2 separate regions of the Homo sapiens genome follow, and region 1 is linked to region 2. The links are chromatin contacts, found by Hi-C or POLR2A ChIA-PET in ENCODE. All regions are on one chromosome and are shown on one strand. Each heading gives the region's core, a stretch centred on a gene start or an enhancer-like site at or near the end of the contact. The rest is flanking DNA. Distances are from core to core; before and after follow the strand shown. Region 1 holds the start of SCMH1 (Scm polycomb group protein homolog 1). Region 2 holds the start of NFYC-AS1 (NFYC antisense RNA 1).

Region 1 (3,106 bases), core at 600-3,099, 550 kb after region 2:
AGAACTAGAGCAAAGAGTTCAATGTAATAAAGCATTTCCCTCTGCAACCAAATATTAAAATTGCAGTTTGGCACTAAACTAGGTCTCAATCCTTTTCAGAGTTTAAAAAAAAAAAAAGAGCTATTCTATTTGCCTGGCACATTACACTTCAACAAAACATTTTGATGTACATTAGTTAGCAACATTTGATAAAGTGTTTATAGACATTTTTTAAAAGGAAGGAAACCCCCAAATTTCCACAAAATAAGATGTCTTTTAGTTTGTTTGAACAAACACTACTAAATGTTTTCTTTTTTTTTTTTTTTTAAGTTCAAAATACAGTACAGAAATGAGGAAGGGAATCTAGAGTACTTTTGATTTAAGCAGGTCAATCCTTGGGGCTGTTTCTTAGAGAAACTTACTACGTTTTGTCTCCAGGATCACTTTTAAGAAACTCTCCTTTAAGGGGATGGGGGAAACTAAAGCTCATCCAGAGGACAGTTTAGAGAACCACAGCAGATGAGAGACAACTGAAGAAAGTGGAAGTGAAGACTCAGGGGACATGATTACTATCTTCAGATATCTTAACAGCTTCCCATAAGGGAAAAGAACTAGGAAGGATGGGAGCCAGCTGTTTCTTTCAACTTATAACCAAATGTGTCCAGGAACAGAATGGGTTTCCTTTAAAGAGATTCGCTTCGGATCACTGGAAGAGGTTCCAAACGGGCTCGTCAAATTATCGGGGGGATTTGGGGATTTTCAAAGTCACTTTGGCATGGGATGGGAGAAAGCGCCCCTAGATGACTTTTAAATTCTCTTCCAGTCAGGAGATATTCCGGGGTTCACCCATCGGCTGGATACCACTTTCGATGCTCTCGGGCTGGCACACAACTGTGCCCACGTGTCTGGCCCCCAGGGCCGCTGTGGCTCACTTCGGTGCGGGGCCGCTCTCCCTGCCCGTTTCCGGCGGGGCACTGGGGCAGGCGGCACACGTGAGTCGGCCAGCCGGGGCCCAGCCCCCAGGACGCTGCTGACAGCTCCGGGCCCTAGGCGCCCCAGCTCTCGGTGGGGGCCACGCCGCCCCGTCGACCTCTGTCTCTGCCTTCCCCGAACCGGGACCCGGCCAGCCAGAATCACAGGCATTCCCACCTCTGGCGCCGGAGGGGACCGACTGACCCGCGCAGACGGGGTCGCGCCGCCGCCCGGCCCTCGGCCCCCAGCCAGCCTGCCCCGGCCCACCCGGCCCCGCCGGCCAGACACGGCGACCTATACGGACCGCCCCCACGCCGACCCTCCAAAGGGCCCCCGGCCTTGGGTTTCCCGTGCCGGGGCCCCCGGGCAGTCCTGGCGGCGTCAGGGCCGCGACCGGACCGTGGGCCCCGCCCGCCCGACCGCAGATGCAGAGCCGGCCTCCGGGCTCGGGGCCGGGCTGACACGGCCGAGAAAGGGCCCAGCCCCGCGCGGACCACAGACTGGCAGGCCGGCCAGACAGACGGACAGGCTGACCCCGGCCCGGGGGAGCAGGCGCAGCGGCTGCGCAGGTCCCGCCACCGCCTTCTGGCCCCAGGCGGCCCCTCAGGGCACGAGCTCTTAGGCGGGCGGAGGCGGCCGCGAGGCGCTTACCTGAGGGCGCGGCGGGGGCGCGGGGCGGCTCACTCTCTTCCCGCCGCCATGTTTCCGCTGCGCAGGGAGGGAGCGGAGACGCGGGAAGGGGGCGGGCGGGCGGCTCGGGAGAGCGGCGGGCGGGCGGCGGGGGGCTCCACCGAGCTGGCGGTGGCGGCTGAGGCGGGGGGCGGGGCGGGGGCTCCCCCGGCCCCTCCCCCGCGCCTCCCGCTGCGAGGTGGCGCGCGCCTCGGCCGTTGGGCTCGCGCGGGGGGCGGGGCGGCGCGCTGGAGGAGGGAGGGCGCGCGGGAACCCGGCCCGGCCGTACCCCGCCGGCCTGCCGACCCGGGTCCGGGGGCCCAGTTGGCGCCCGGACCAGCTCTCCGGTCTGCGTCCTGTAGATGGGAAAACTGAGGCCTGAGAGGGCGCGAGGGCGGGGACGAGGCCGAGGACTCGGGTTCGAATCTCGAGGACGCCAGTAGCCCGCTCTGAGGCCGCGTGGGGCTGGTGGAGGAGCCACCGGTCGGGCCCCCAAGACCGGCTGACGTGGGCCTCGCCTCGGGCGACTCCCGCCGGGCTAGTGGCTGGCCGTGTGGTGACCTTGGGCGAGTTACTTCGCACAGCCACCCAGGGGCCTCTTCTCCAACACGATAGCACTGCACCCGGAGGGTAGGTGAGAGATGAGTTGGTGCTTGGATGCCCTAGGGAGTGTCAGCGTCCTCGGTCCTCCCTGTGGTGATCCCTTCAACGAGTACGCACTGAGCCCGTGATGGGCCAGGTACAATGCACAGGCTCATTCTTCCAGGCCCACCAGCCATGTTGGCTACACAATTCTATTTTTGTTTTGTTAGAGATGGAGCCTCACTTTGTCCCCAAGGTCGGAGTGCAGTGGCGCCATCATAGCTCACTGTAACCTCAAATTACTGGGCTCAAGTGATCCTCCTGCGTCAGCCTCCCAAAGCGCTGGGACTACAGGCGTGAGCCACTGCGCCTGGCACACAATTGGTTTAACCACCACATCATTTTAGCAGCTTAGGAAACTGACGTCTTGACTTCTGTTTTGGCTGCTTGAAAATACAGTGCAATATAAATCCCGAGACCTCTGCTGAGCTGGATGTGGAGTGGGTGTGGGCATCATTTAGAACATGGCAATCCTCAGGTCACACAGGAATGTCTTGTTAATGATCCTTCTGTGAACAATGTTCCTTGGAGGGAAGTCCACTTAAGCAAGGCTGGAGCAGCAGATGGGGCAGCTGAGCCTGGATTACTTGCCTTGCCTCTAGAATAGGTCTTAGAGCTTTGGACTGAAGGGGGGCCGCCTCCTTGTATCCTGGTATTGGTGTCAGTATCCGTCTGCCCATTCTTGAGAAATGGAAATGGTCAGAATCTATCCAGGTTCTGATCTGCATCCCTGTTGTCTAATTTAAACTTTCATTCCATGGCGTTTTGGGGAGTACCTGTCTCATGAAGAGCCCTGAGGTTACAAGGATAATTAGAGCCTAAATCTAAGGAGCCCATATTTGGG
Region 2 (3,297 bases), core at 362-2,861:
AAACAATTTTCCTGAATTCAAGTCGAGGGTTTACTCCACTATTCTCAATTACTTTATCACCAGGGTTATAAACCCAAAGGAAGTGAGTAACAACAGTGTGATTTTATTGAGGACCCATGCAACACTAGTCTCAGAAAGGCTCCAGTGTCATTTGTAAAATTCAAGGTTACCATCAGCAGAGGCAGTCATTCCTCTCTGCGCTTGTTACCTAATGCACTAACTCTCACTGTAGGTAATTCCATTCAAGACACATTTGATGACTATACCTACAGGTTTTGAAGTTATTCGGATGGGGTTTTGACACTTACTAGCTGTGGGGACTTAGATCAAGTTACTTAACCTTTTTGAGCTTCAGTTTTATCATTTGTAAAATGGATACAATCCTGATGCCTTTGGACCAAGTGGTCACGGAAATGAAAGAGATAAGTATGAAAAAATCCATGCTCATAGTAGCTGTGGTTTCCAACTGCGTGATAAAACTTTAAAATCTGCATTCAAATAAGAACAACTATGTCGACGTAAGGTTACAAGCTAACTATTCTTGGTAAGTACTGTTCTTTATTCTAGAGGACATCACTTTACAGTTTGGTGCTAAATGCTCTTTTATGAATTTAAGGTGCCAGTAGCTGTCTACTTGAACGGCATGCTTAATCTGGAACGCCATGTCGACCTTCATCCCCCAGTTCTTTCTCCCCAAATTAAAAACACAAATACACACACACGCCCCTACTTAGTTCCTAAAACTCAAGGGCACGCGCACACACCTACTTATTTCCTAAAATTCAAGCTCGCACCAAGGAGATCCACAAGGATAGGCAGGGTGGTGGAGGTCACTGGGCAGCGCCTCCGGATCCCCCGAAAGGGGGCGGGGTCAAAACTCAGATCTCGAGCTCCCGAAAGGGGGCGGGGTTAAAACTCTCAGATCTCATTCCGCCTCCCTCTGTCGTCGCCCCTTCCCAATTCTCGCGAGACCTCAAGGAGCACAGCTTCTGCGCACCGCACGATACTGGGAGTCCAGGCGCCAAGGGAGGGGGAAGGGAAAAGGGGAAACGGTGCAAACGGCGTGGCCGCCATCTTGCTTGTGCCCCCGCTTCGCGCGCGCTCCGTTCTCCGTGACGCACACTTCCCCCTCCCCTCCGCCGCGCCTGGGCCTCTGCATTGCCCGACTCCGTAGGAGCGCGGGGGCGGCTCCTGCTCTTCCTGGACTCCTGAGCAGAGGTGTGTGAGTGTGCGGGAGTTTCTGTGCGAGGGTGATAGGGAAGCGGCGGCGGGGGGAGGGGCAGCGCTTCCCGCCTTCGCCAGAGACCTCACTTCCTCGCGCGGCCGCTGCTGTAGCTCGGTCCGTCCTGCCCGCCGCCATGTTGTGCTCTTGCCTGGCCCGCTGCTGTCGCCGCCGCCGCGCTCGTGGGGTCCGTGTGCCTCGTCGGCCCGGCCCGCGGGCTTTCTCCCATTGGCGGAAGGCGACGGCGGGGGGGCTCGCTCGTGATTGGTCGGTGGCGGGGAGGCCGCGGACCTGGCACCTTATTGGACGCGCCAGCTCCGGTCTAGGGGGTGATGAAGGAATCTGAGGCTGCGGGGATGCGCGCGTCTTGGGCTAGGGCGGCTGGGGCAATGACCCCCTGCGGCGCAGGCGTGGGGTTGCGGCGAGAGGGCGAGCCTAGAGGCTTTAAGGGGGAAGAGAGGGTGATGGCCTGGCAGGTACTTTGGGGGTAGCTTAGGCCATGGCCTGGGAATGGGGGACACTCACTTTCAGAGGTGCTTTTCCTGGTACATGCATGGCCCAAGATTGGGGTGTGCAGGCCCTCAGGGTTCCAGGCTTGGAAACACCGAAACCCAAGTGACAGGCTGAGAGTCTTCGAGATCCAGGGTTGCTAATGTGACCCAGTTTGGAAGTGGCCCTGAAGTCCACGGTGTGAGTGTATGGTGTAGGAAGAAAGGCATCAGGGCTAGGGGCATAGCTGAACGGTAGAATCGGATCAGGGATTTTGCTGGAGAGTGCAAGCATTCAAACACTGAGGTTTTGGTGGAGCCCTGGAGTCCAGAGTCAACGGACCTGGGATGTGATGTGAGGAGCAAGTAAACCGAGAGAGGAATGCTATTGAGAAGTGTGCTCTGTCCGAGCCTAGGAAGCACAGCATTAAGTAGTATCAGATTTAAAGTGACAAAATCTGATATAGGAAGCATTTTAGGGGACATTTTCGGACTTGGGAAGTGTATTAATAGAACAGTTATACATTATTGAGTCTCAGGACCATACAAGTAGTTTTGAGATGTTGTATATGAAATTTGCTGCTCTAGGAAGGATACAGGTCATGGCTGAGTTTCCAAAGCCACATTAGCAAATATTAGGTAGTTGGTAGTTATTTGTTGAGTAAATATTGTTAGGTTCCCCTTTAAGGGAAAGGGAGCTAGCCAGAAATTTTCGGTCTTGGTTTATTTCCTTGTATATGTGCCTAAAAAGTATACCCATTCCCATGTGTACTTTGAATTTTTTGTTTGTTTTTTCAAATAAGCAGCTCCAAACCAAAAAAAAGCCCATGCATAGCTTCTTAAGGAACAGGACTTGTCAACACTTTCTGGTTCATATTCAAAAAGTTTTTATTCCAATCCAGAGTCGTTCCAGTCAACTTGTTGGGAATATGTTCTTTTCCACTGAATCTGAATCGTAGTTACTTGTATTGCTTTACATTTGCTCGTCCCAGTGTGTGAGGGCCATGGAAACACATTTATGTTAAACATCTGTGTTTTCCTAATTTGTTTTTCCTTGTTTTTGTTAGGTAGTCCTTTTTAGCTTTAGATGGTACTCTTCTGTTTTCATACCAATTTCAAGAAACTCCTAGGGTTTTCAAATTTAGTTTTATGTGAATGCAACTACATTTTCTGGAGAAGGGAATTGATAAGTAGCAGAGGAAGAGAATTGCTATTTTGGGGCATATTTTAACTCCAATAGGTAGGCATTATCGTCCCCATATTGCAGATGAGGAAACTGAGGATCAGAGAGTTTAAGTAGCTTGTCTGGTGTCACTCAGTAAGTGGTTGAGCTAGAATTCAAACCCTGGTTGCCTGATGCCAAAGCCTGTAATTTTATCTGCTACATCAGCTATCAACATAAACCTGACTAATGAAACTTCCAGATAATTTTGTATTTCCAAGTGGATCATCTACTTTGATTTCTGGGTGTTTAGAGTGTATAAAATGGAAGACTATAATTCTTAAGAATTTCTTGTGCTGCTTAAGGATTCAGACCACAGAATTGTAACCATAGAGAATATGGGTTCTTCAGCTAGGTATTCAAAT

What was found. A loop is a pair of places that touch in the nucleus more often than their neighbours do. ChIA-PET counts read pairs that join two places held with the same protein, here RNA polymerase II (POLR2A). Pooled maps may share reads with other maps.
Region 1: a loop to region 2 is called in a pooled map, with 9 times the contacts of the local background. The contact joins the promoter of SCMH1 here to the promoter of NFYC-AS1 in region 2. A Hi-C loop is called at or near these places in 2 of 37 single-sample maps with no recorded cell type and 7 of 50 pooled maps. POLR2A ChIA-PET finds 5 or more read pairs at or near these places in 1 of 52 experiments (WTC11).

Annotation. Positions count from the first base shown.
Region 1 is chr1:41,240,457-41,243,562 of GRCh38, forward strand. It overlaps SCMH1 (Scm polycomb group protein homolog 1), which reads right to left and starts at 1,850. Exons shown (of 16, transcript NM_001394311.1): 1 at 1,603-1,850. SCMH1-DT (SCMH1 divergent transcript) reads left to right here and starts at 1,902. Exons shown (of 3, transcript NR_186015.1): 1 at 1,902-2,250. RefSeq lists an enhancer at 411-590 and silencers at 911-1,070, 1,171-1,720, 1,761-2,160.
Region 2 is chr1:40,690,650-40,693,946 of GRCh38, forward strand. It overlaps NFYC-AS1 (NFYC antisense RNA 1), which reads right to left and starts at 1,612. Exons shown (of 1, transcript NR_024567.1): 1 at 1-1,612. It overlaps NFYC (nuclear transcription factor Y subunit gamma), which reads left to right and starts at 1,055. Exons shown (of 10, transcript NM_014223.5): 1 at 1,055-1,218. It also overlaps a transcript of RIMS3 not described here. RefSeq lists a silencer at 1,463-1,562 and enhancers at 1,803-1,972, 1,993-2,042.